7 separate regions of the Homo sapiens genome follow, and all the other regions are linked to region 2. The links are chromatin loops, found by intact Hi-C in ENCODE. Cell type or tissue: PC-3. All regions are shown on one strand.

What was found. Hi-C counts contacts between places; a loop is a spot of excess contacts. Peaks named below come from ENCODE experiments on the same cell type or tissue, not always from the same donor. Only the 100,000 strongest peaks of a DNase experiment are listed, where the experiment ranks them.
Region 1: a loop joins it to region 2, with 11 times the contacts of the local background. A loop is called at or near these places in 24 of 110 quality-filtered maps.
Region 3: it touches region 2 in a loop (12-fold over the local background); 24 of 110 quality-filtered maps call a loop at or near these places.
Region 4: a loop joins it to region 2, with 9 times the contacts of the local background. A loop is called at or near these places in 40 of 110 quality-filtered maps.
Region 5: a loop joins it to region 2, with 6 times the contacts of the local background. A loop is called at or near these places in 5 of 110 quality-filtered maps.
Region 6: it touches region 2 in a loop (16-fold over the local background); 6 of 110 quality-filtered maps call a loop at or near these places.
Region 7: a loop joins it to region 2, with 5 times the contacts of the local background. A loop is called at or near these places in 11 of 110 quality-filtered maps.

The regions. Positions count from the first base shown.
Region 1 is chr6:18,995,626-18,999,625 of GRCh38, forward strand. All of the region lies in intron 1 of LOC105374958 (a long non-coding RNA gene), which reads left to right. Among named protein-coding and RNA genes, the nearest start is that of TRQ-CTG1-1, 160 kb to the left of the region's middle. In PC-3, CTCF peaks have their summits at 1,874 (motif pointing right) and 2,076; a DNase peak (open chromatin) is centred at 1,906.
Region 2 is chr6:19,849,757-19,853,756 of GRCh38, forward strand. No RefSeq gene overlaps it. Among named protein-coding and RNA genes, the nearest start is that of ID4, 14 kb to the left of the region's middle. In PC-3, a CTCF peak has its summit at 2,273; a DNase peak (open chromatin) is centred at 2,235; H3K4me3 peaks cover 400 bases; H3K27ac peaks cover 938 bases.
Region 3 is chr6:18,747,738-18,751,737 of GRCh38, forward strand. It overlaps LOC105374957 (a long non-coding RNA gene), which reads right to left. Exons shown (of 3, transcript XR_926557.3): 2 at 352-417. Among named protein-coding and RNA genes, the nearest start is that of TRQ-CTG1-1, 86 kb to the right of the region's middle. RefSeq lists an enhancer at 1,681-1,975. In PC-3, a CTCF peak has its summit at 1,775 (motif pointing right); no DNase peak of the experiment used is centred here; H3K27me3 peaks cover 2,391 bases.
Region 4 is chr6:19,023,109-19,027,108 of GRCh38, forward strand. It overlaps LOC105374958 (a long non-coding RNA gene), which reads left to right. Exons shown (of 5, transcript XR_001744010.1): 3 at 2,518-2,679. Among named protein-coding and RNA genes, the nearest start is that of TRQ-CTG1-1, 190 kb to the left of the region's middle. In PC-3, CTCF peaks have their summits at 1,825 (motif pointing right) and 2,025; a DNase peak (open chromatin) is centred at 1,843.
Region 5 is chr6:19,471,456-19,475,455 of GRCh38, forward strand. No RefSeq gene overlaps it. Among named protein-coding and RNA genes, the nearest start is that of LNC-LBCS, 330 kb to the right of the region's middle. In PC-3, a CTCF peak has its summit at 1,624; a DNase peak (open chromatin) is centred at 926; H3K27ac peaks cover 959 bases.
Region 6 is chr6:19,203,099-19,207,098 of GRCh38, forward strand. No RefSeq gene overlaps it. Among named protein-coding and RNA genes, the nearest start is that of TRQ-CTG1-1, 370 kb to the left of the region's middle. In PC-3, a CTCF peak has its summit at 1,536; no DNase peak of the experiment used is centred here.
Region 7 is chr6:20,054,369-20,058,368 of GRCh38, forward strand. No RefSeq gene overlaps it. Among named protein-coding and RNA genes, the nearest start is that of MBOAT1, 160 kb to the right of the region's middle. In PC-3, a CTCF peak has its summit at 2,223 (motif pointing left); a DNase peak (open chromatin) is centred at 2,203.

The DNA of each region.
Region 1 (4,000 bases), 850 kb before region 2:
ATGTCTTTTTGTAGACCTATAAGTACTTGTTTTGTAATCTGGGTGCTCTTATGTTGGGTGAGTATATATTTAGGACAGTTGGGTCTTCTTATTGAATTGAACCCTTTATCATTATGTAATGCCCTTCCTTGTCCTTTTTTACTGTTGTTGGTTCAAAGTCTGTTTTATCTGATATAAAAATAGTGACCTTTGCTCTTTTTAGTTTTCTATTTGTGTGATAGATTTCTCTCTAGCCCTTTACTTTGAGCCTATGGATGTCATTAGATGTGAGATGTGTCTCTTGAAGACAGAAGATGGATGGGTCTTACTTTTGTATCCGACGTGCCACTCTATGCCTTTTAAGCGGGGTGTTTAAACCATTTACATTCAAAGTTAATATTGATATGTAATGTTTTGATCATATTGTGAAGTTGTTAGCTGGTTGCTTTGCAGTTTCTATTGTGTGATTGCTTTATAAGGTGTATGGGCTATGTATTTAAGGTGTTTTTGTGGTAGTAGATATTTTATTTTTATATTTAGAACTGTCTTAAAGATCTCTTGTAAGGCTGGTCTAATAGTAACAAATTCCCTTAGTCTTTGCTTGTCTGGAAAATATATTATTCCTCCACTTATGAAGCATATTTTGACAGGATATGAAATTCTTGGTTGGAATTTCTTTTCATTAAGAATGCTGAAACTAGACATCTAATCTCTACTGGCTTGTAAAGTTTCTGCTGAGAAGTCCACTATCAGCCTGATGGGGTTCTCTTCTCTCTAGCTGCCTTTAAGAGTTTTTTGTTTGTTTGTTTGTTTTGGGGTTTTTTTTTTAGCATTGACCTTGGACAGTCTGATGAATAAATGACTTGGGGATGCTCTTTTTTTAGAGCGACAGGTGTCCTCTGGATTTCTTGCATCTGGATGTCTATCTCTTTATCATGATTAGGGAAATTTTCTTGAGTTATTCTCTCAAATATATTTTCCCGGTTTTTTACTTTTTCTCATGTCTCTCAGAAATCCCAACAATTTGTAGGTTTGGTTGCTTTATATAATCACATATTTCTTGAAGACTTCATTTATTTTTCTTAATTCCTTTTCCTTTATTTTTGTCTGACTGGGTTCATTTGAAAGGCCAGTCTTCGAGTCCTGAAATTGTTTCTTCTGCTCGGTCCAGTCTATTGATAGAATTTTCTATTGTATTTTTTTTTTTTTTTTGAGACAGAGTCTCGCTCTGTCGCCCAGGCTGGAGTGTAATGGCATGAACTCGGCTGACTGTGCCTCAGCCTCCCAAAGTGTTGGGATTTCAGGTGTGAGCCACTGCGCCTGGCCTTCAATTGTATTTTGAAATTCCTTAGGTAAATTTTTCAATTCCAGAAGCCCTGATTGACTTCTTTTAAAAATGTTGATCTCTTCCTGTGTTTCCCGGATTGCTTTAAAAGTTTCTTCTTGTTAATTTTCAACCTTACCTTGCATTTCATTCAGCTTCCTTGCAATCCACGCTTTGAATTTTTTACCTTTTTGTCATTTTTGAGTTTCCATTTTGGTTAGGGATCATTGCTGGAGAGCAAATGTGATCTTTTGGTGGTGTCACTACATTCAGATTTTTCATAGTGCCATAATTTTTGCACTAGTACCTTCTCATCTGGAGACACTGACACTTCTAGTTTTTGTAATTATTTTTGTGCACATAGGAATTTTTCTTTTTCTTTCTTTCCACATAATATTATTGTTCTTTTTTCTTCCTCTTTTGTTTCTTTTTATTATTTTTTCTTTTCCTCTCTCTTTCCCTTCCTCCCTAGGGGCTGAGACTGTAGAGAATGCTGAGTAAGGTCTTTTGGTTTTGCTTCTATAGACATAAGTACTTCTATTGGCAGGTTCTTTATTGGGCTGTGTTGTATGACCTATAAGCCAGTAGATGGCACTTATGAGTAAGTGCTTGCTGTGGCCAGTGTGGCTGAATATACACCTGATCCGTGTTTACTGGGAGAAGCTCTCTGTTACTTCAGACAATGGGCTAATCCATGAAGTGCACAGTGGCCTGAGCTCTCTGCCCAGCCCTGAGGAGACGAGGGGCAAAATGGGTGGGGACATATAAGGCAGGTCTGCCTACAGGTCCTCTAATGGCAGGCACAAGCACCAGCACCAGCACCAGCTCTAAGGGATAATTCAGTAGGCATCCATAAAGCACTTAGAAGCATGCCTAGGTGTGAAGCTGGGAAACTCCCTCAGCCCCAAGTTCTTGCACAGGGGGAGCAGGACAGCCTAAATTCCTAATCCAGAAGAGTGGGTGCTCCTGAGGCCTGGAGAATCTCCCTGCATGTGGAGTGTAGAGTGCCCTCCTGCACCATAATCTCTAGAATTTTTAATATTAATGATTTCCAGCTTATCAATTCTTTATTTCATGGATTATGACTTTGGTGTCGTATCTTGAAAGTTATCCCCAATACTAAGGTCACCTAGATTTTCTCCTATATTATCTTACAGAAGTTTTAGAGTTTTGCATTTTACATTTAGGTTAGTGATTTGTTTCAAGTTTATTTTTGTGAAGGTTGAAGGTTTGTGCCTAGATTCATTTATTTTTTGCCTGTTATTGTTCACTTCGTCCAGCACCGTTTGTTGAAAAGATCACCTCTTCTCCATTGTATTGCGTTTGTTCCCTTTTCAAAGATCAGTTGACTAAATTTATGTGGGTCTATTTCTGGGCTCTCTCTTCTCCTCCGTTGATCTATTTGTCTGTTCTTTTGCCAGTGTCACACTGTCTTGATTACTGTAGCTTTATAGTCCATCTTGAAGCCAGATAGTGTCAGTCTTCCAACTTTGTTCTTCTCCTTCAATATTGTGTATTCTGGGTCTTTTGCCTATCTATATAAACTTTAGAATCAATTTATTGATATTCACAAAATAACTTGCTGGGATTTTGATTAGGATTGCATTGAATTTATAAATCAAGTTGGGAAGAACTGAACTGACAACATGGAGTCTTCCTATTCATGAGCATGAAATATCTTCCATTTATTCTTTGATTTCTTTCATCAGACTTGTATAATTTTTAGTATAGTTTTTTAAATGCCATCTTTACCCAGTTCTGAGGCCCTGCATAAAAGTCAGTGAATTCCTCTTCTTGATCAGCCAAATTAAGTCTATACCCCAGTCACCTCCATTATGGAATTTTCATGAGACTCAGGCCATGATCCCCTTTTGCTAAGCACCTCAGGGACAGGTACCAAACAACTAAAGACAGCCCCTATGCACCAGTGCTTGCTGAACTTATTCAGAGTAGCCAATTGTAAACTCATTTACCCTCTCTTGCCTATTCCTTCCCTTGGAAACCAGCATGTTTGCCCACAGTTCTGCTTTCTTCCTCTGCCTCAGGACTGACCCTGTTGCTTCCCCTGAGTGGTTTTATGTTAGAGGTAGTGGGGTTGGTGGGTATCTGTGTTCTCCCAAGAAAATTGTGTGGGCATAAAACTACAACTCTTTCCAATTAGCCTCTCTTGATCTATGCATGGCCTTACCATACCTCACCCAAGGTAACAGAGTTATTAATGAAACATACCACCATCGCAAGATCTCTCACTGATGTATCGGTGCTTCTTTTTGTGGGCTTACTGTCTTGCTGCTGGAGTGAACTTTGCTGTTCATATGGAAAGCTGAAAGTTCTGGAGAAATAACACCCCCAGAGAATAGCTCTCAGCCAATGGCTAACTGGAATGAGTGTATAAATACTCTAGTTCCCTTCTCCTCAGATCCATTAACTTTGATGCATGCATTTTATGCCACCTCCCAGCCTTTCCCCAGCATCCATCTTCTTACATTGCTAGCTAGATAACCATCTTTATTGCTTGCCTCCTCTTTGCTGTCTCACTTTCCCATTCCCCAACCCATGTTTTCCTTTACCTTATCAGTAAACTACTTGGACCTTACTTTGGTTTTCTGTGGTGGCCATGAGAAATTGACATAACAAAAATGTATTCTCCTACAGTTCTAGAGGCCAGAACTCCTTTTGCCAGCTTTACAGGAGCAT
Region 2 (4,000 bases):
TGGTGGCTCACTCCTATAATCCCAGCACTCTGAGAGGCCTAGGTGGGAGGAGCATGTGAGCCCAAGAGTTCCAGACTGTCCTGAACAACATAGCACAACCTTGTCTCTATAAAGAAAATTTAAAAAAATAACCGGGCATGGTGGCATGCGTCTATAGTTTCAGCTACTCAAAAAGCTAAGGTGGGAGGATCACTTGAGCCCAGGAGCTCAAGGCTGCAGTGAGCCATGATCGCGCCACTGCACTCCAGCCTGGGTGATGGAACAAGACACTGTCTCTACAAAAAAATAAAAATAAAATAAAATGTGTCCTTCATAAGATGACCTAACTTAGGGGCAGAGCTGCCAGCAAAATTTCAGGGCTTCCAACTCACAGTCAAGGAGACTTTATTGAGTTCAGTACATAGTAGAATCATTTATATTATCAGAGCATTTCTTTTTTTCAGTATTTATCTTAGGAGTTGTTTCTTTTAAAAATTCCTATTTGTTCTGATGCATATATTTCTTTTTTTTTACAGATCATTTTTCTCTTATAAAAATTCTGTAAACACAGCCATTCTTTCTGTATTTGTAATTTGAGGACCGACTGGAGTTATTCCTGAGAGGGCTATGTTCCTGAGAGAACAAAATTATTGTTTTTGAAACTCTAGAGAGAACTGCTCTGGCAAAAGAAATGTATCTTTTCATCTACAGTCATTCTGAGGTGAAAGATCTCATGATCACTCTGGACTATACAACCCACAAGCAGACTTCAAGGATACCTACAGGAACCCCAGAAGTCCTGATTGATCACACAGGCCCTAAAGACCCTATCAACTTGTTTATCAACTTGCAATTCTAATTTCCTGAGAGTAAAACACCAGTAAAAAATAATCTCCTCCCTCAATATTCTAGAGAATGCAAAGAAATACACAGTCACTGTAGACCTGTGAGCTTTTGCCAAGTTTGGTTTTCATTATTATACATATGAAGAGAATCATCTTCGCCAAAATCTATAAAGGGGCTGATTAACTCAGCTCTGTAGTAATTGTTTCATATTAAATCAGTCCAAAAGTTTAGGGCATGTTTCTCAGGAACTCTTTATCTAGCATCAGGTATGTATCTAAACAGTATAGTATCTGTTAATTTTGAAGTTATATAAAAAAAGAAAATGTGCATTTTCACACGTCTTAGTAGAAGCTCTTTACAGTTTATATAATCCAATGTTGATAGAGTAAAATTTTTTTATTCTTTCCAGTAATCAAAAAGTAGTCAAAATAAACAAAAGTTTCAACTTTTAGAGGTATCATTTTTTAGATTAGATTGCTTATATGGTTTGATGCTTTCTTAGAAGGTTGAATGATTCTAAAATGCTTTTAAGAAAAACATCAAGAATAAAAAGAATTACTTAAAACCAGGTCAAATAAAAAAAGATTATCAGAGATCTCATAAGGCTTGCAATATCATTTCAAGATTTATTTTAAAAGTAAGATTGCACTTTGTTCACTATTCTTCCCCTGCCAAAAGACACAGAACTTCCTTGTGAAACTGTGTTTAGGATCCATACCATAATATCATCTTTTCCAGGAAACTGAATCATAAAGAGGTCTATAGGGTGATCCTAGGAATGAAATCCCAAAATTCCGCAGGATGGGGCTAAGGTTTGTATTTTCAACCTGAGAACTTCAGGCTGCTTCTCCTTCAGCAACCTCCTCCTCTTCTCCACTGCAGCTCCCCCCAGCCTCCCTGAAGTCCCAGGGAGCTGGGGCCTGTCCTTCCTAACACAAACTTTCTTTCTTCTGGAAGTGCTGGAAAATCTCAGAGAGACTCACTGTCTCCCACATCCTGTAAATTTACCCAGGAGAGAAGCACTGTGCACACTTTGTGAGGAGGGTCGCGCTCATTGGAGAGACTCGGTGAAAGCAACGAGGAGACTGTACAAGCACACACGCAGCCTCTTCACCTCACACTCCACAGCTATTTCTCATGCACTCTGGCCTTAACTTTGCTGACCTTGCCACCGCAAGGTTTTATATCACTAAATAACAGAGCACGAGGCTGCCATGGTGGACAATCTGCCTGCACTTGCCCCTCCACATCACCAAAGCTCCTTAGATCCCATTCATCAAATATTTGCTTTTACACTTAAACACACAATTTATGAAACACAATTTCTGGTTCACCTAACCCTTGCATGACGTGAGTTTTGAAAAACCAGTAAATTTTCCTGCTGACATTCCTCAAGTTACACGCTTTCCTGGTCCTACAGGCAGTGCAAGTTATCTGCTGCCCTCTTTTGAATTTTAGGGCACACTGCACTCCTAAATAGGGCCTATTGCCTGAAGACAGCCTCTTTTCCCTGTCTAGGGGCTGCTTCAACCTTCTGGCTAATCCAGAGCCTACTGGAACAGCACTTTAACTCCCCTTTTGAGTGCTACTTTCTCTGCTGGTGTTCTTCCAAAGCAAAAGCAAAACCAATTTTATGAAGCAGCAAAAGAAGTATAAAGCATGCTATTACTTGTTCTTTTCTTTTTTCCCAGCTTATTGAGGTATAATTGACAAATAAAAATTCCATATATTTAAGGTATACAACTTGATGTTTTCACATATGTATACATTGTAAAATGATCATCGCAATCAAGCTAATTAACTTATCCAACACCTGATATCATTACCATTTGTGTGTGTATGTGTGTGCTGACAACACTTAAACGCTCTACCCTCTTATCAAATTTCAAGTATACTGCACAATATCATTAACTATTGCCACCATGTTGTACACTGGATTTCCAGAACTTATTCATCTTGCGTAACTGAAAATTTGTACCCGTTGACCAACATCTCCTTACTCCCCCAGCCTCTCCCCATAACTACCCTTCTAAACCTGCTTTGATGAGTTTTACCTTTTTACATTCCATATATAAGTGAGGTTATACAGTTTTCTGTTTCTGGTTTATTTCACTTAACATCCTCCAGGTTCATCCATGTTGTCACAAATAGGAGGATTTCCTTCTTTTTTAAGGTCGAATAATATTCCAGTATGTATATATACACTACATTTTCTTTACCTATTCATCCATTGACAGATGCTTAGGTTGTTTCCATAACTTCGCTATTGTAATTTCATTTCTTATCCGCCTGCCCCCTCTGGGCTGATCTATTAATTCCCCTAAAGTGTCTGCATGTAGTTCTGTTGATAAAGATACTGAAATGAAGAAGTATGCCAGAATACGATTTGCAAGCCTGTCCAGCTGAAGATAGCCATCCTTCCCAGACAGTAGAGGTTGAGGTTCTCACAGCAGTGACAGGTCACAGGGACATAGGCAGCCCTTCTAGGAAGTTAAACCTGCTGGGCTAGGCACGGCTCATTAACCCAGGTTTTGTGCAGACCTCCCCAACAACTGCTCTGCTGCAATGGGAGCATTCTCCAGTAACCATTGGTACCATGGCCCCTCCCTCAACCCCTCCCTCATAACGTCTCCCTGTGCTACCCTGACGTCCCTGGATAATCAACGCTCCTATTTCCTAGTGCCTACCAAACACGAGAAAGAACAGGTGAACATGACCCCTAAAAATAAAAAGAAAGAAACTATTGCCAACTTTTCCTCAAAATCATGCGGGGTTTTTTGGAGGACAAGAAGATAGCAACAATATAGTGCTGAGAAAAATCATAATATTGTGTCTGGAATTGGTGGGTTCTTGGTCTCACTGACTTAAAGAATGAAGCCGCGGACCCTCACGGTGTTACAGCTGTTAAAGTGGCGCGTCTGGAGTTCGTTCCTTCTGATATTCGGATGTGTTCAGTTTCTTCCTTTTGGTGGGTTCGTGGTCTCGTTGGCTCAGGAGTGAAGCTGCAGACCTTCGCGGTGTTACAGCTCTTAAGGCGGCGCATCTGGAGTTGTTGGTTCCTCCCAGTAGCCTTGTGGTCTCGCTGGCTTCAGGAGTGAAGCTGCAGACCTTCACGGTGAGTGTTATAGCTCATAAAAGCAGTGTGGACCCGAAGAGTGAGCAGTAGCAAGATTTA
Region 3 (4,000 bases), 1.1 Mb before region 2:
GAAACATGGGAAATACATTTTATCCTGGGTGTGAAACCTTTATCACATTAAAGTTGGGAGACATTTGTCATTAACGATATTTAGAATTTCTACCCCCACCATTGCAGAGCTATGTTTCCTATTGTCTGAACCCTGCATGCAGAGCAGGAAGCTCATTTTCTTGTGGTTGAGCAAAAATGAAGGTTCTTAGTGGAGATAAGTAGGTTTTCCTTTTCAGTATAGAAATAAATAACAGTAGTAAATAAATTGAGAGGAGGAAGTGAAGCCAAGAATGAACTCAGGAGATGCCACTGTGCCCAGGTGTGCCCTTGAGGAGGAGGGACAAGGGGTCATAGCCTCAGGACTTCTTACCTGTTGGCAGGGAGGGATGCTCATGTGGCTTCATTAACTGTTCTTTCTTGGGTAGAAGGAACAGGTCTGTGTATGGAAAAAAGAACTTCAGAATTTGTTTTTGTTCCCCCTCTGTTACATCTGTGCCTCTGATTTCTGCCACAACCGATGTGTACGCATTCCCTTTCTCCATCACTGAGCTTCAGTTTGGTTGTATGCTCCAAGATTGCTTAAAAGACTTTCAATGAACCTAATTCTATTCTCTCCTAAAGCATCTCTTTGAATAACCGTTTAAAGGAGCTTACAGCCTTATTATAGCAGAAAGCCATTGTTGGTGAATTCAACAAGGTGGGAGACCACTGTGTTTGTTTCAGTAGTGCAGGGCGGTGGTGTTAAGCCCCTGGAAGGCACTGAGCTCTACACTGGTGCAGGCTAAGGAGAAAAGATTAGGAGCTGGGCTTGAGAGCTGCTCTTCTGGGTCCTTGCAGCGTGCGCTCACAGCAGGCAGTGGAAGTGTTATGTCTACTCCTGGGCAGAGGGGCCGTGGCCCTGGCTGCAGGTATTTCTGGTAAATGCAGGTTTGAGGGCATGAGGATGATGCTTTGAGCTTCCTCTGAATGTTTCTTTCCGCTTAGCTAACATAAATGTTACACATTCCAAACTTTTATAATAGAATGAGTGGGAGACATTGGCAGTTGTCAATAAAACAATTGTCTATGGTACTCCTTATGTAACAAACTGGATTTTTAAAACTTATTTATCTTAAATTTTATAATATTTTAACCTGTGGTTTTTCCCTCTCAAGACATCCAAATGGCTAAAAAATCTATGAGCAAATTATTCAATCAGTCAATAACATTAAAAAAAGTACACATTTTAAACCCCTTTTTATGGTAAATATGTAAAATGCCAAAGCACACCGTGTCTTGACTTGTATGTTCGGTTGGGATTTATATGCAACTTTTAAAAAGTGTAAAGAAAAGCAGTTTTTCTTTTCTAAACTTTCTTCTCAGTTAGGTTCTGCAAAACGCTCCCCCAATTCTCATGAAGTCTAACAGCTGCTATTAAAGCTTACTTTACATGCATGTAGTTAGCAGATATGTTGAAAACGTTTAACAAGTTAAAATGCCAGATATAGTTAGCATTTGTAATTACAAGTATTTTATTTCTCCATAAATAATTCCAGGATTGATTAAGTATAAGGTGACACTAGCCAGTTTTTGGTCTTTGTTTTTTTTTCTCACGATCCTCAACCTTCTTTCTTTTTCCTTGATTTCCTTATTGTCTTTCACCAGTATTTCCTAGTTCCATTCCTTTTTCTTGACTTTGTTCTTTTCTATATTCTTTCCTTTCCCAATTTTTCCTCTGCTTTTTAATTTTCTAGTTTCCTTTTTCCCTGTTTTTTTATTGTTACTTTTCTTTCTCCTTTGTTGTATCTTAAAAGAAGGAAGAAATAAACTGTCCACCAGAGGGCAATCTGATCCTGCGCGCGCGTGCGCGCGCGCACACACACACACACACACACACACACACACACACACTCTCTCTCTCTCTCTCTCTCTCTCTCTCTCTCTCCCTCTCTCTCTCCCTCTCATACACACACACACACACACACAGCCATTTTCTCTCATTTTTTTTCTTTTAAAACTTCCTTCCAGAGGAATATGATGGTTCAGAGAGTAGGTGGTAAAAAACCCTTTTATTTATAAACTCCTTTCATTATAGCTTCTGTGTGGGTGTGTAGTCTCAATGATTTGATTTGTGAAGACTCAAACTGTTGTAGGTTTGTATAAGGAGTATATAGACCCTTATTCTAACAGCCCTAAGAAAACAGTGTAATTATTTGGGGTTATCTTAGAAGCTGCCAAAATACATGGTGAAAATGAAAACTTGAGCTGTGAGATTTTGGATGTATAAGACATGGAAAATCAGCAGACTAATTTCTCGGGTGCCTTTAAATATATGTCACTCTAGCATTCAAGAATTTTACACTCTCATTTAAAAAAATGTGAAAGTCATTATTTTTCTATATTTAGCCATGAAAATGTGTAATAGGAATTAATACAACATTGAACAATCAATTTGTGATGATCCTTATGAATAGCGGAGCTACAGGTAGAGTTGAATTCTGGTTAATAAAATACGTTTTAAAAATATGATTCCTAAGTAGTTGCAGAGTGGCTTAATACAAAGTGATTTTCAACATCTTCCAGGGCCACCTCTGCCTCTTGAGCTCGGTCCTGCCTCTGTTCTCAGGTAAGCTGCTGCAATTCTGTGAGCCTCAGTTTACTTCCTTGTAAATGGAAGTATTTTCAACTCAGGTCCTCATAAGCTCTTTATATGTTAATATGTAGTGGCAGGTCAATGTCAAGAAGAAACGGTTTGAGTCAGCTCTCTTCCTGACCTCGCTGACCTGCACATGTCCATGTCACCTGAAAATGCCATTCTGGATCCCTCAGAGGTTTGAGTAAAGAAAAGAAATTTTCTGCATAGAAGCTTGGTGATTTTTCATCCCAAATGTGAAAGAGAGTCTGTTTTAACTTCATTATCTAATGCAATGAGAGGCAAAATGAGGGGCTATATAAATTCTCTGAAGAAGGACAGGTGGCTGGGTTGCCCACTCAAACGCTGAAATGCTGCGGGCAGAAAGGAGAAGAGAGTTTCATGGTTTGAGTTTTAGTTTCTCAAAACCTAGGCTATACTGTGTGTTCACAAAGACAAATGCTGAATTATCCCGGTGAGTGGGCTTAAACATTTACTGGCCTGTCGATACTCTTTGTCTATCAGCTCACCAAGTTCTCAGTTTTCCATTTGCCAACATCATAAGCAACTTGGAATTACAGCTCTGTGGTGTGAGAAGAAGCCTGAAACTATTATAAAAGCTTTGAATGAGGGCTTCAACTTTTACTAAAGCTTTTACTTCTCATTGTCTAATTTCATATGCATTAGCTGAGTCTAAAGGAGAAAAAATGTGTTTGGAGTTACCCCTATTACCTCTGAAGAAACATTTCCAGCAATAGTATTAGACCTGAACAAATCAGTAGACCTAAACCACGTGGATGGAACCATTTTTCTACATGCTCCGTTTTGCCAGTCCTGATTCAAGATATCTTCTAAGAACACTTCATGTCCCCATGCTTCTAAAAAGTTGGATTGGACTCAGTAATCCAAGGCTTGACTAGCAGTCTTTCTTATGTAATCAGCATAAACTTTGAAATGTATTGAAAGCTCCCAACGAATTTGATGGGACAGAGTATATTTAGAATTCACTAGTTTGAGATTACTAGGCTGTTAATAAATTTGGCCATTCCAATATTACATCTGAATAAAGTAAATGGGAAAAGTATCTATGAAAGTAAATTTTCAGTTGTATTTGAATGTAATGCCCTCCTAGCATTCTTTCCAAGAATTTCAATGGATAATTTCTGCCATTGGTTTAATTTATCAGTAGATTTGATCTTTATGCCAGGTAGAATGTGACCTTTTTCCACTGCATGACTTATTCTGGAAGTTTCTGGGAAGGTAAACATTTTGGAATGTGAAATGTGGTTGGGAACTTTTCCCTGCAGAAACACCGAGTACATAACAAGTTAAAAGGTATTTTCAATTTGGTGCTGATCCAGATTATAAAATGTGCTAAAGGGACTGAGCTCAGAATTTAAAGAGTTTA
Region 4 (4,000 bases), 830 kb before region 2:
GACAGGAAATCTTTACAATTTTGTTTAAAACTGGTAGGTGGCCCAGGCACTCCAAATCACTTGGGCTGTCTCAGTTTTCCAACCTGTGGTTTAAAGGCACGTGATTGTGAAAATTTGGCTTTTAAGGAGAATCAGGGTCTTCTTGAAGAAACAAACAAATCCAGCAGATCATCCACCTACTCCCTGTTGTTACATATGGTATTATGCCCCTACCAGTGTATGACTACAGTGTATAGAAAGAGAGAGACAGAGACAGAGAGAGAAATGTCTTAACAATCCCCATGCTATCCTTTATTTGCTTTGTGTTCTTTGTGTTTATTGCCAACATAACTTAAAGGTAAGGGGTGCTTAAGTCAACAATATTGATGTGATGGTTGCTACTCTAGTGAGCTACTGGGACAGACCTCATGAGATAAATTACACTCATGAGATACATTCATGTTAGGATTAGGATTTTGAGCCTAGTCCTAACATAAAAAGAGCAGCATCTCCTCTCCAAAAGGACAAAAGCAAGTTGGTTGCTGTAATTTCAGGTAGTTCCTTGTGTGGTTATATTGTACAATCTACCTCTCCACATCTGCCTGATTAATGATTTTTGTTTACTTAATTTTAATACAATAGTACAAAAGAATATATGTGACATATGTATGTTTGTATGTATGTATATATATGTATATGTAAGTCAGGGGTCCTCGACTCCCAGGCCATGGATGGGTACTGGTACTGGTACTGGTTGCTGTTAGAAACTGACATAGCAGGAGGTGAGCAGTGGGTGAGCAGAGCTTCATCTGTATTTACAGCCACTTCCCATTGATTGAATTAACACCTGAGCTCCGCCTCCTGTCAGATCAGCAGTGGCATTAGATTCTCATAGGTGCGTGAACCCTACTGTGAACTGCACATTCAAGGGATCTAGGTTGCCTGCTCTTTATGAGAATCTAATGCCTGATGATCTGTCACTGTCTCCCATCACCCTCAGATGGGACTGTCTAGTTGCAAAAAACAAAAACAAACAGAAAAAAACAAGCTCAGGGCTCCCACTGATTTTACATTATGGTGAGTTGTATAATTATTTCATTAAGTGTTGTAATAGAAATAAAGTGTACAATAAATGTATTAATAATACCCTTGCATCCCCAAATTGTCCCTAATATCCCTGTTCTGTGGAAAAATTGTCTTCCATGAAACCTGCCCCTGGTGCCAAAAAGTTGGGAACTGCTGATGTAAGTTATAAAGTGTGATAGTGTAATGAGCAACTGTGAACCTATCATCCAATCGAAATATTCGAACATGGTTGCAATGCTTCCCTGTATTTATCCCCTGCTTCCATGCTGAAATATTCCCCTCATTTTGCACAAACAGTAACCAGTACTTTGAATTTTGTGTAATTATTGCTTACTCTACTTTTATACTCTTGTCATTTGCTTGTTGGTAGGCCTAAATAACAGATTTTTTCAGTTGTGCTTCTTTTTGAGCAGTTCATTAAACTTATTACATGGGATATCTTCTTATGAAATTTATTGTTTTTCACTTTGCATCATGGTTGTCTGTAGCTATCGTTCAATCGCGTGTTCCATGGAATAGCTATGTCACAACTGATTTATCTATTCTCCTGTTAAAGGAGAATTATGGCTTCCAGTTAGCTGTTGCTGTCATGAGTATACTCTTCTACATCTCCTATTGCACATCTATGCAAGTGTCACTGACACATATACCTAGGACAGAGTTTCTCAACCTCAGCAGTACTGATGTGTGGAGCCGGATAGCTCTTTGTTGTGGGAAACCGTCCTATGCATCGTAACAGGTTTAACAGCATCCCTGGCCTCTACCCACTAGATGTCAGTAGTGTCTCCAAGTTGTGACAACCAAAAATGTCTCCAGACGTTGCCAAAGGTATTCCAGGGGTCAAAATCACTTACCTAGAAATACAGCTGCTGGGTAGAGACAACATGTAAGTATTCACTTTCACAAGAGAAAGCCCAGTTGTTTTCCAAAGTGATTGTAACCACTTAGTGCCTACTGGCTTTCCCATTGATTCACTTCTTCTCTGATACTGGGTATTGTCAGATCTTCTAATCTGAGATAATTAAATAGGTGTAAAACTGTATCTTATTATGGTCATAACTTGTATTTCCTTGATTATTAGCTAGGTTGAGCACCTCATTATATCTGTTTTGGCCATGCTTCTTTCTCTTAACAGTGTTTTGGCTTTTGCCTGTTTTTCCGTTGGGTTGTCTGTTATTGATTTGTAGAAATTATGTATGTATTCTGGAATATATTAATCCTTTGTTGTTAAGTGACTTGTAAATATCTCCCTTTGTTTGCCATTTATTTTTCTTATTCTCTGATGGTGTATTTGCTGAACACAATTTTTAATTTTAATTAAAATATAAAAATTTAAGTTAAATACTACAATCTTAATTTAAATATTAAAATATGATAGGATTTTTTTTTATGGTTAACCTTTTTTACCCCAAGATTACAAAGGAATTTGCCCCTATTTTCATTTCTGGTTAGGACATGAAAAGAATAGCTCCTTCCTGACTTACTCTCTCTTGGATCAATTACTGTGATGGAAACCAGCTGCCATGTCAGGAGTACACTCAGCTGGCCTAATGGGAGGCCCACACAGAGAGGCACTGAGGTCGCCAATCAATAACCAACACCAATACAGCGCAGGTGAGTGGGTACTTTTGGAATTGGATCCTCCAGCACTCATGAAGCCTTCAAATGACCGTAAGTTTATGAGAAACCCTCATTTAAACCTAATACCCAATGTTATAGCATTAAGAGGTAGAACCTTTTGGAAAGTGATTAGGTTATGAGTGCTTTGCCCTCATGAATGGGATCAGTGCCCTTATGAAAAACATTGACCCACTCCCCAAATTCTAGGTTCTCCTATTCTGACCCTCAGAAAATGGCAGGGATAATGAATATTTATAGTCATTTCATAAAACTTTAAGTTTTAGAGTAATTTGCTATTCTGCAATAGATAACTAATACAGCTTCCTTTCTACTTTGCTAATGATCTTTGATTGTGAGCACATTACTTGATCTCTTTGGTGGAAATCCTGCAGCTCAAAAATTGAGAAGGCTTTCTTTCAGTCTGGGTATGCTTTCTGACTATGGCTTCTGTCATTAATAAACTTCTGTTTATCTTGGGTCAGTTCAAGAATTCTAGACTCAGATTCTCTAATATTTGCTCAAGACTTAGTAACCAACAGCATTGCTACTCTCCTGATCTACCCTTAGGTCACCCTGTTCCTCCTGACCCCTGATTGTTCTGATCCCAGTTCTTCACTGCAGTTCATATGGCAGGAATTTGGGGAGAAGGTTTGAAAATCTCCACCAATTTAAAGGCAAACAATGCTTTGAAGACTTTGTCCTATGTAATAGATAGTAACAGGAGGTTTTCAGAGCACCTAGTCAGCCATAGTGCTAAAAGCAGATAGCCAAAAAGATTTTCCCAAGGCCTTCTCATCTAGAGGAATGGAGCAGACAGCTTCTTTTCAATACATGGGCATTTGATATATGTTATCCAGGGCTTGTGGCACCATATGATGAAGTTGAAACCCTTCTTTTAAGCAACCATTGACCTACTGATGGACAAAAACAAACTGGTTTAGATGTCCCTTCAACATGAGGGTCCACAAATTAGACCTATATCTTCAGCCTTCTCAGATAACACATGCTAAATTATTTAGCTTGCTAAGTGCCAAAAATTCAAACCTCTAATCAGTGTCAGTTTTCCCAAGGCAGAATTTCTGGAAACTACTGACCTGGAAATATGATGGGAATGAGGATGGCCTCTGGCAATAACTCTCTTGCCTCTCTACATCTCAGTTACCAAATGTATAAAATGTAGACATGGTTTGAGATGACTGTCAAAATCTTTTCCAGCTCCCACAATTTTTAAAATATCTATAGATAATGTCCATTACCAGTAAAAAAAAAAAAAAAAAAAAAAAAAGATATATCAAATAGACCCCTCCTAGCTATC
Region 5 (4,000 bases), 380 kb before region 2:
ATGCTGCCTTTCGTGTTGGCATGCAAAATTAAGCCTGCATCTGTTTCCATTCAAAAGTTCCATCAATGGGCACTTTCAATTGGCTTGCTCCATAAGTAATTCAGAAGGTGGAACAGCAAAAAGATAAGAGGGTTCATTAAGTGATTAAAGTCACTGGAATTGATAATTTTTTTATATCAAAAGATTTCACAAAGAAAATGCGACTGTAGGGAAGTTTGGATTAATTTTTTTTTTTTTAACCTTGGGGGAAAGGGAGAGAGTACAATTAAATTAAGGGAGGTTCACGAATAGTGTGGAAAGTCAAGATTCTAATTTACATGAAGCTCTTCAGGGCCTCATAGGGGTCATAATAAACATGATTTGGGGGATAATCATTTGACTTGAGTTGACCAGAATTAACTTGCTAGAATAAAGGGAGACTGAGGCTTTCCCAGCTTCCGCTTGGGTGGGGAGCTTGTACCATTATTTGAATGAGTTATGCATAGCCTGAGAGTGCTTTTTGAATTTGACAAAAGGCATCTTCACACAAGTGCCCACCCAGTCAACTTTTCCATGCTTCCAAAGTCTTATAATCACTAGTGAAAGAGAACGCTTCTGCACCAGCACTGCAAGGGATGAGGACAGCACGTGTTCAGGGGAGAGAAGTAGTCAGTGGCTCCTGCACCAAGAGGCAAAGGACAAACATGCACCTCAGCATCTCAATCTTCACCAAACCATGAGAAAATTCTCAGTGCCTCAGAGCTTCCACTTTCTTTTCTTAAAGAAGGCTATCGCTTTACAGATATTTCCTAATGTATTTCTAGGAACCCTTCAGGGGGGTCTATGAGTCATGCATCAGACCTGTCTTTTGCACACATCTGTGGTTGGCCAAGTCAGGGCTCTGCTGCCTTAGAATGCAAGAGTTTCCCAAGGAACCTGGGCTGCACTAGAATTCTTCCCTCACTGCCTGAGGCATTGTCATGACCTTTGAGTAAGTGAAGAGAGACTAGAACGTTATTACCTCTGTATGCGATGAACCTCACCTCATAATACACTCCATGGCCATGGTGAGTCAGAACACCACTGCAGCTTGGCGCTAGTGAGCTTAATGATACAGGTCCATATCACTACTTTTGTAAAATAAGAAGTACATTTCCTCCATTGCAATTAGGAATTAGGATAAGGGAACCAGAAAACACTGGTTTGGGGGCTCAAGCTCCCAAACTTTACAGAAAACTTACTAATAAAATAATTTTGTCCATAGGGTGTAAAATGCTGTTAGAATGGCTGATCCAGAAAAATTTTATTTTTCAGTTGCGACACTGTACCTACTACTATCACTTTCCTCCATTTGGAGAGGGATGGGATGAGATATATATATATTTTTTTTTTTTTCCATATTTCCATCCCTGGGGATAAACTCAGTAGGCTAGAGTATAGAAATAATATTCAATATTTACATTGATATACATTTTTAAAAAATAATATCAACCACACAGAAATTATATGAAAGGAGTTTGGGCAGAGAAGTGACACAATAGACACAATTTGATTCAGGCTTTGTTTTTAGTCCAGCCCTGCAGTTCCCAAACTGTGCGCTGAGGGCGCCCTGGTGCTGCGGTGATTCATATGGGCACTGCAGGATGGACTACATTTTAGAGGAAAACATAGTGACATTTGTCAAATACCACATGAGCTATTATTACCACGACTTTTCTTGGACATAAATCAACTTAATAAGCAGGCTTGGACCTAAACTCAATTAATAAATGGAACTATTAGGTTTAGGGTGTTTTTGTTTTTGTTTTGTTTTGCTTTAGCTAGATGCACTTTGAAAAAGAGCTAAGACATTAAAGATGCTGTGAATGGAGTAAGTTTGGGAACCCATGGTCTAGCCAAGTGATGATGGCTGGCATTCCTGTGCTCAATCTCTGGCAAGAAAAACAAATATGGCCAAGTCCTATTGCTTGGAATGGTTTGGAAATAACATAATACTTTCGCAAAAACTAGTTTTCCTAAAATATGGGAAATTTTGACTTACTTGCATATTGATATGGTTAGGCTTTGTATCTCCACCCAAATCTCATCTTGAACTGTAATTCTCATAATCCCCATAATCCCCATGAGTCAAGGGAGAGACCAGGTGGAGATAATTGAATCATGGGGGTAGTTTCCCCCATGCTGTTCTCATCATAGTGAACTCTCACGAGATCTGATGGTTTTATAAGGGACTCTTCTCCATTTGCTGGGCACTTCTCCTTCCTGACGCCTTGTGAAGAAGGTACCTTGCTTCCCCTTCGCCTTCTGCCATGATTATAAGTTTCCTGAGGCCTCCCCAGCCATGCTGAACTGTGAGTCAATTAAACCTCCTTCCTTTATAAATTACCCACACTCCAGCAGTTCTTTATAGCAGTATGAAAGCAGACTAATACACATACTTACATTGTAAAAGTAGTTTAATATAGATGAAAAATACAGTCAACTAGCACTTCTTCCTTGTTTTCTTATTCAATAAGTTAGGACTTAGAAAAAGTTTCGAGTTCACAGATTGCCTAAATATCTTCTTCACTCATCATTCAAAAACTGGTGGCTCGTGAAAATGGTAGTATGAACGAGACATGCCCACCCGTGAGAAATCATGTTTCTTCGTATGATAGGTCATGGTAGGAAACTAATCCTAAGCAGGAAGACATGTTCCTGGATATATAATACAGGCTTCTCAGAACCATTCACATGAAATTTGACCCTAAAGCAGCAGTCCTCAACCTTTTTGGCACAGAGATTGGTTTTGTGAAAGACAATTCTATGAACCAGGGTGGATGGGTGTGTTAGCCTATTTTCACACTGCTGATAAAGAGATAACTGAAACTGGGAAGAAAAAGAGGTTTATTAATTGGACTTACAGTTCCACATGACTGAGGAGGCCTCAGAATCATGGCAGGAGGTGAAAGGCACTTCTTACATGACATGAGAAAAAAAAATGAGGAAGATGCAAAAGCAGAAACTCCTGATAAAACCATCAGATCTCGTGAGACTAATTCACTATCATGAGAATAGCATGGGAAAAACTGGCCCCCATGATTCAATTACCTCCCCCGGGTCCTCCCACAACACATGGGAATTCTGGGAGATATAATTCAAATTGAGATTTTGGTGGAGACACAGCCAAATCATATCATTATGCCTCTGGCCCCTCCAGATCTCATGTCCTCACATTTCAAAACCAATCATGCCTTCCCAACAGTCCCCCAAAGTCTTAACTCATTTCAGCATGAACCCAAAAGTCCACAGTCCAAAGTCTCATCTGAGACAAGCCAAGTCCCTTTTGCCTATGAGCCTGTAAAATCAAAAGCAAGTTAGTTACTTCCTAAACACAGTGAGGGTCCAGGTATTGGCTAAATACAGCCACTCCAAATGGGAGAAATTGGCCAAAACGAAGGGGTTAAAGGGCCCATGCAAGTCCCAAATCCAGCAGGGCAGTCAAATTGTAATGCTCCAAAATGATCTCCTTTGACTCCAGGTCTCACATCCAGGTCACGCCGATGCAAGAAGGTGGGTTCCCATGGTCTTGAGCGGCTCCACCTCTGTGGCTTTGCAGGGTACAGCCTCCCTCCCGGTTTCTTCCACGGGCTGGCATTGAGTGTCTGTGGCTTTTCCAGGTGCACTGTGCAAGCCATCAGTGGATCTCCCATTCTGGGGTCTGTAGGACGGTGGCCCTCTTCTCATGGCTTCCATTAGGTGCTGTCCCATTAGGGACTCTGTGTGGGGGCTGTGGACCCACATTTCCCTTCTGCACTGCCCTAGCAGAGGTTCTCCATGAGGGCCCAGCCCCTGCAGCACACTTTTGCCTGGGCATCCTGGTGTTTCCATACATCTTCTGAAATCTAGGTGGAAGTTCCCAAACCTCAATTCTTGATTTCTGCATACCTGAAGGCTCAATACCATGTGGAAGTTGCCAAGATTTGAGGCTTGCACCCTCTGAAACCATGGGCCAAGCTGTTCCTTGGCCCCTTTTAGCAAT
Region 6 (4,000 bases), 650 kb before region 2:
TTCAGTGCTGAGTTCAGGCCCTGAATATCTTTGTCAATTTTCTGTCTTAATGATTTGTCTAAAATTGTCAGTGGGGTGTTAAAGTCTCCTACTAGTATTACAGAGCAGTCTAAGTCTCTTTGAAGGTCTCTAAGAACTTGCTTTATGAATCTGAGTGCTCCTGTGTTGGGTGCATATATATTTAGGATAGTTAGGCCTTCCTGAATTGAACCCTTTACCATTATGTAATGCCCTTCTTTGTCTTTTTTTATCTTTGTTGGTTTGAAGTCTGTTTTGTCTGAAACTAGAATTGCAACCCCTGCTTTTTTCTGTTTTCCATTTATTTGGTAGATTTTTCTCCATCTCTTTATTTTGAACCTATGTGTGTCATTGCATGTGAGATGAATCTCTTGAAGACAGCATATGAATGGGTCTTGGTTCTTTATCCAACATGCGACTTTATGTCTCTTATCGGGTCATGTAGCCTATTTACATTCAAGGTTAGTACTGACATGTATGGATTTGATCCTGTCATTATGATATTAGCTGGATATTTTTCACAGTTGTTTAGTGATTACTTCATAGTGTCACTCGTCTGTGTACTTTGCTGTGTTTTTGTAGTGGCCAGTGATGAATGGTCTTTCCTTTCCATATTTAGTTCTTCCTTCAGGAACTTTCATAAGGCAGGTCTGGTGGTAACATATTCCCTCAGCATTTGCTTGTCTGAAAAAGATCTTATTTCTCCTTCACTTATGAGGCTTAGTTTGGCAAGATATGAAATTCTGTGTTGGAAATTCTTTTCTTTAAGAATATTGAATGTTGGCCCCTGATCTCTTTGGCTTGTAGGGTTTCTACTGAGAGTTCCACTGTTAGTCTGATGGGCTTCCCTTTGTAGGTGACTTGACCTTTCTCTCAAGCTGCCTTTAACATTTTTTATTTCACTTCAACCTTGGAGAATCTGATGATGATGTGTCTTGGGGATAATCTTCTCATGAGTATCTTACTAGGTTTCTCTGTATTTTCTGAATTTGAATGTTGGCCTCTCTAGCTAGATTGGAGAAGTTCTCATGGGTGATATCCTGAAATATGTTTTCCAAGTTGGTTCCATTCTCCCTAACTCTTTCAGGGACACCAGTGAGTTGTAGATTTGGTCTCTTTACAAAATCCTATATTTCTCAGAGGTTTTATTTTTTCCTTTTCATTCTTGTTTCCCTGTTTTTGTCTGGCAGTCTTATTTCAGAAAGGCAGTCTTCAAGCTCTGAGATTCTTTCCTCCATTTGGTCTATTGTGCTATTAATACTTGTGAATGCATTTTAAACTTCTTGTAGTGTGTTTTTCAGCTCTGTCCTGTCAGTTATGTTCTTTTCTATACTGTCTATTTTGTCTGTCAGCTCATGCATTGTTTTATCATAATTTTTAGCTTGCTTGGATTGGTTTTTAGCTGGCTTGGATTGAGTACTTCTGTAGCTCAATTGCTCCTCTCCATATTCTGAATTCTATTTTCAGCCATCTCAACCTGGTTTAGAACCCTTGCTGGAGAGGTAATGTGGTCATCTGAAAGAAAGAGGGCACTCTGGCTTTTTGAGTTGTCAGGGTTCTTGCACTGATTCTTTCTTATGTTTATGAGTGTATCTACCTTCAATCTTTGAGGATGCTGACCTTTGGAATTTTTTCTTTTATCTTATTTGATGACCTTCAGGGTTTGATTATGGTATAAAGTGGATTCTGCCAAATGGCTTTTTTTCTGGAAGATTTTAGGGGGCCAACACGCAGCTCCCAACTTCTGGACTGCAAGTTCTAAATCTGAGGGACTTGTATTTGGCCATGACTTTGTCCTCTGGCTCCTTGAGGTTAGAAATCCACTGTGCTGGCAGGCCCAAGGTGCTTCTGGGCCACTGGTCACTACACTCCCATAGGGCAGTGTCAGACAAAGCATTTTGTAGTGCGGTGACAGTGGAATTCATCCTCACAGCATCAGCTGCGGTAGACTGCTAGTGGGTGCCAGGGTACCTGCCTCCCTGCAGGCATTCACCACAGTGGTGGAGGCCACTCAGCTAGGTGGGGGTTGAGGGAGCTCCTCCTGGTGACTGTGCGCATGGTCATGCTGGAGGTGGTGTTGGCTTGTAGGCAGGACACTGGTGAGTGCAGGTCTGGGTGCTTTTTCTGTGCCCCACAAGCAGGAGTGGTTGCTTGGGGGCGGTGGAGGATCTGCTGTTCTCTGCACAGTGTTAGCACAAGGGCAGAGCACTGGCTGGGGCAAGGCTGGCCGGCTCTGTGCCTGTCAAGGCTTTGTCAGCAATGGCAGTCGGCAGAGAGAGGTGGGGCAGACTTCATTACCGCTTGCTGTCAGGGCAAAGAATGCAAAACTTGCCTGCAGACATGCTCCAGCAAAGCAATGTGGAAAGTTTCCTTGGTCCCAGGAAGAAGCTGCAGTATGGACAGGGGGCATGTGGGCTGGTGCGCGGTTGCAAGGGCCGCCCCACTGGAGCTCTCCACCAGTCAAGCATGGTCTGCCAGAGTGGAAGCTATGGTGTAAGTTCCCAGGGTATCCAAAACTGTCCTCCAAGCATGCATAGCCAGGCTGGGGACCTGGGAGAAGCCAGCGGACCAAAGGGTGCTCAGGTTGGACTGGCCCCTCTCTGCTGGGCAAGAACAAAGAGTTCAGGTCCAACAGATTCCCTAGGGCTAAAGTCTCCTGTGGGACCAAGTTGAGCCTAGGGAGATGGCCATCTCTGGCCATGCTCTGCTATAGATGCTCCATCACCGAATCTCTGGGCTTCATGTCAGCTGGCTTGCTGCCCCTACCACTTTTCTAAGCAGCTGTCCATGCCAACAAGAGTATTTGTGGTGGTTGAGGGATCTCCTCCTGCCAGGGTTCCAGAGGACTCTGGCAGGAGCAGGTTGCTCCTTGCCGGTTCAACACACCCATTTCCCAGGAGCCACTGGGGGACAGGAACAAGTCCCTGTGTGCAATAACCCCATGCAGGTTTGCCAGCTTTCTCCCATCAGCCCAGCTTCTGTGTCTTCCCTCCATCCACTCTCAGTGCCTTCTCTCTCAATACTTACTATATAATTTTTTTAAGTAACAAAATAGTACATTGATATTTTGTTGTCTTTGTTTCATTGGGTATAACTTACATACAGTAAAATTTGTTTTTAGGTAAATATAATTCTATGGGTTTGTCAAATAACATCATTTAATTATCACCACGATAAAGACATAAAATATTTCCATCACTCCAGAAATTTTTCTAAGGCCCCTTTGTAGTCAATCCTCACTCTAACCTGATCCTGCTGGAAAACCACTGAGAAGTTTTCTGTCCTTATAGCTTTGTCTTTTATTGGATGTCATATAAACATAATTATATTGTGCATTTGAGTCTAATTTCCTTACTTAGCACTGTGCTTTTTTTGATATTCACCTGAGTTACCGCATGCACGTTTGATTTTTTGTTGTTGCAAAATATTATTCCATTGTATGGATATGCCATAATTTGTCTACCTATCCACTTACCATCTGAGGGACATTTGGGTTGCTTCCCGATTTTTGGCAATGAAAAAAGTTGCTGTGAACATTCACACATTGGTTTATGTGTAAACATCTATTTATTTCTACCTCTTTTTGATAAACACCTTTAAATGGGTTTTCTGGTTGTACAATAAATGTGTATTGGTTAATTAACTCACTGAGAAACTGCTGAACTGTTTCTCAAGGTGTTTGTACAATTTTGTACAACATATCAGAATTCCAGTTGCTCTGCATCCTGGCCAACACTTGGTACTGTCACTTTTCAAAAATAACATTTTTCAAAAATATGCCCGGGCACGGTGGCTCATGCCTGTAATCCCAGCACTTTGGGAGGCTTAGGTGGGTGGATCACTTGAGCCCATAAGACTGGGACCAGTCTGGGCAACATGGCAAAACCCTGTCCATACAAATATTCAAAAAATTTAGCCAGGAGTGGTGGTACATGCCTGTAGTCCCAGCTACTTGGGAACCTGAGGTGGGAACATCATCTGA
Region 7 (4,000 bases), 200 kb after region 2:
AGATGCTACTGGCTTCAAAAAGACAAAATTTTGGCTAGATGCAGCGGCTCATATCTGTAATCCCAGCACATTGGGAGGCCAAGGCAGGAGGATTACTTGAGGCAAGAATTCGAGACCAGCCTAGGTAAAATAGGGAGACCCCCCCATCTCTTTAGAAATAAAAAATAAAATTGGCTGGGCACAGTGGCCTATTCCTGTAGTCCCAGCTACTCAGGAGGCTGAGGTGGGAGGCTCTCTTGAGCCCAGGAAGTCGAGGCTACAGTGACCCATGATGGCACCAGTGCACTCCAACCTGGGCAACAAAGCAAAAGTCTATCTCCAAAAAAACCAAACAAAATTTAATCCTTTGACCATGTGATTTTGTATCGTATGTTATACTATATTATGTATTATGCATCATGTGTATACATTATTTAGACATTTTTTGCTTTTAAATTCTTCAAGTGGATGTGCCTAGGTAGCTGGACATTTTGTCTTCTCGTCCTTCATCCCGGGTCCGGGTCATCCCACACATGCACCACCTCTTGGGCAGATCAGGGAGCTCTTCTGCTCTGTCAGAAATGAGACAGGAATGGAACAACTGGCTGTGTGGTGAGGTAGGGCCGGGGAGAGGAGAAACTCAGGGGTACAAGGGTGAGGGGAGGGAGAGAGACTCCTAGTAAGTCTTCTCATGAGGTCCGAGAGAGAAGCAGCCACATGATGGCTACAGAAACAAGGAATGAAAGCTTTCATGTCTGGCGTGTGGAGCACATGGGGCCATCTGAGTGCTTTCTCCAACCTTGGAGAAGGCACTTTCTAGTCTCTGCACAAGGGAGATTATGAATTATGGATTATGGATTGCAATGGGGATACTTGAGTCAGAGGTAAGAAGGTGAAGTGCATGTCCTACTGGAAACTGTGTGTGTGTGTGTGTGTGTGTGTGTGTGTGAGAGAGAGAGAGAGAGAGAGAGAGAACACGAGTAAGAACAGCAAGACTGGCTAGTAAGAAATCTACTAGGAATGCATTTCTAGCATGAAAGGCATGATCCTAAGATTATACATAAACACAAAGAATCAGCAGCCCAATTACATTTCACCTGTAGTCCCAGCTACTCAGAAGGCTGAGGTGGAAGGATCACTTGAGCCCAGGGAGGTCAAAGCAGCCGTGAGCTGTGGTCATACCGCTGCACTCCAGCCTAAGCGACAGAGCAAGACCCTGTCTCAAAAACACAAACAAACAAACAAACAAAATGTTATTTTATTCTTTTTTGTAATTTGGAGCAATTTTGATAACTAAATAATATTTAATTAACTCAAATTTTCTTTTCTAACAGTTGACTCCAACTTTCTTTTTGAACCAGGAAAGAAATACGTTACACATGGATATGCTAGTCAGAAACAAAAGTCATGGGTAAAGTAATGAATTTTCAAAGTTACTTTAAAACAGGCCCATTTTTGTATATGTATGTGTGTGTTTTCAACCACCATGGCTTCCCAAAATTAAAATATACTGGGAAATGGGGGACTATAGGGATGGGGTGGAGTAGAGATGAACAAACCAACATTTCCAATTCCTGAACAGGATTCCCCCAACTTGCTATTAAGACACTGGGCTGCATGCAGGATTCGGAATGTTCATATATGGACAACCTAATCCATTGTTTTATTTTCACTCCTTCAGCCCAAACAAGTGTCCTCACTCTCTTCTGTCTTGCTTCTGGATCTTAATGTTTGCATGAACAAAACATTAAGAAACGAGAGAGCAATCCAGTGTAGCAAAGCGCTATCGCTGCAAATAGTCATCTTGAGGTTTGTTGGGATTTTCAGAAAGTAAGACACGTTCACGGTTATGAGTGGGCATCCGATTTACCTGCTAGAAATGTAAGTGACTCTTCACATGGGCCCTTTTCTCCAAAAACACCACCTTTCAGAGAGATGAAGTGAAGTGGGGAGACTAAGAATCTAATATTTTCAGCTACATAAATTCATTTCAGCATAAACTCATCTCAGCTTGAAAATCTGAACAATGTAAATTTACTCTCCAGAGAGAAAGATAAAGAGAAGAAACGGCAAGATTTCTCCCTGGAATCTGTTGAGAATAAAGAGGGAGCATGGGTGTGGGGACGTGCATTTTGTGCTGTACCTTTGAAAAGAGAACAGAACACAATGTCCTAAGATAAATCGTCATTTTCTGAAGCCAGCATTTTCTCCCAAATTCTTAAGGAAATGTTGCCACCTTCTGGACAAAAGCTTAGTAAGCATTCACCACAACCCTGCTTTCCAGCTTATTTATAAACTCGTTTACATGAGTTAATAAATAATTTTGCTGTGACTTTTCTATTATTCTACCTGCACAGCACTGATAGCCTCAAAAACTCAAGTCACTATAAAAGCACTAATCATATGCCTAACAGAACAGAAAGCCCACTTTGCCAATTAAGCAGATTCTTCAAGAGAGAAATAATCACACTGACAAAGTTTACCAGATTTTAAAAAATCTCATTCATGGACTTCTTAACTCTTACAGGGTTTGAAGAATGGTGGGTAGACTCTCAACCAGGTTTTCTCTTTACAGTTTTTTTTTTAATTACAACTTCTCTCTTTTAATAATAGGTTCAAATTCATCTAACCAAATAGTCTTGAATTTGATTTTTTTTCAATGTATTTTAAGGTCATCAGTAATATTTTGAGCATTCAGAAACAAAGACATCTGTGCTCATATCCTGAGAATTTGTAAAATGCTCACATTTCTTTACCGTAATGGGTGGGCCCTTCCCATCAGTCAATTCTCATTACCAATGTTTTCAATAAAGCAAGGCAGTTAAGGTGGACACGCTTTATGTGAAGAGCTATGCATTGTGCAAAGAAGGCGCCTGCCCACTTAGTACTGAGCATCTTCCCCATGCTTACGCCTGAGGTTTGCGTCTCCAACGTGGAGGAGTCTGCAAGACGACGAAGTTCATTGCTCTGCTGGATGAGGACCGCATTACTTGATCTTCTCAGCGCTGTTTAAATGTCCAATAAACCCAATGTCCCTCTTCATTCAGGATCTCGCCGAGGGCTTAGAGGAAAGCTGCAGTACTTCTCAGAGAAGCTCTATTCATTTTTCTGAGGATGTGGCTGATGAAATTGACAGCCCTGTCTTCCTCATCCATGTTTTCGCAGGTGGGAAATTCGGTGGTGAAGCCCCAACTTGCGGCATGTCCCTAACACTGCTGATAGCCTTGTCTTCTGTTCTCCAGCCCTTCAGGTGGCTGACCAGGAGCCCTACTGCACGATCTAAGGTGTTAACTCAATTCTGTGCTAGACCGTTGCCTTGGTTTCCCCCACAGTCATTGCAGCAGCGGGCTACATGGCATCTCTGCAAATTAAAGAAGTGCACGGAAAGGAGAAAAGCCAACTGTTTTGACCAAATCGCAGACAGTGCTTTTCCTCATCCACCAGACATGAGAACCAATGGAGGCAAATGGAAAAAAACACATCCTTCTTAGAAATCTTGTTTGGGCCGGGCGCAGTGTCTCGCGCCTGCAATGCTGGCACTTTAGGAGGCCGAGGCAGGTGGATCACCTGAGGTCAGGAGTTTGGGACCAGCTTGGCCAACATGGTGAAACTCCGTCTTTACTAAAAGTACAAAAATTAGCCGGGCATGGTGGTGCGCGCCTGTAATTCCAGTTACTCGGGAGGCTGAGGCAGGAGAATTGCTTGAACCCGGGAGGCGGAGGTTGCGGGGAGCCGAGATCGCACCACTGCACTCCAGCCTGGGCGACAGAGCAAGACTCTGTCTCTAAAAAAAGAAAAAAATGAAAAGAAAAATATCTTTTCGTTTTGAATGGGGAAGCCCCTGGTGCAGAAATGTCTTTGGTACTGGTGATAATCTGGGCCTGTGAGTGCTAAATTGATTCTCTGTCCTGCAGGGGCTGAATATCAAGGAACAAATGCATTAATCATGGGAGAGCCTGTGTGCCAACGAGCATAAAGACCACTGCACCCAGCAGCGGCGATTGCGTGAACCTTTCCACAG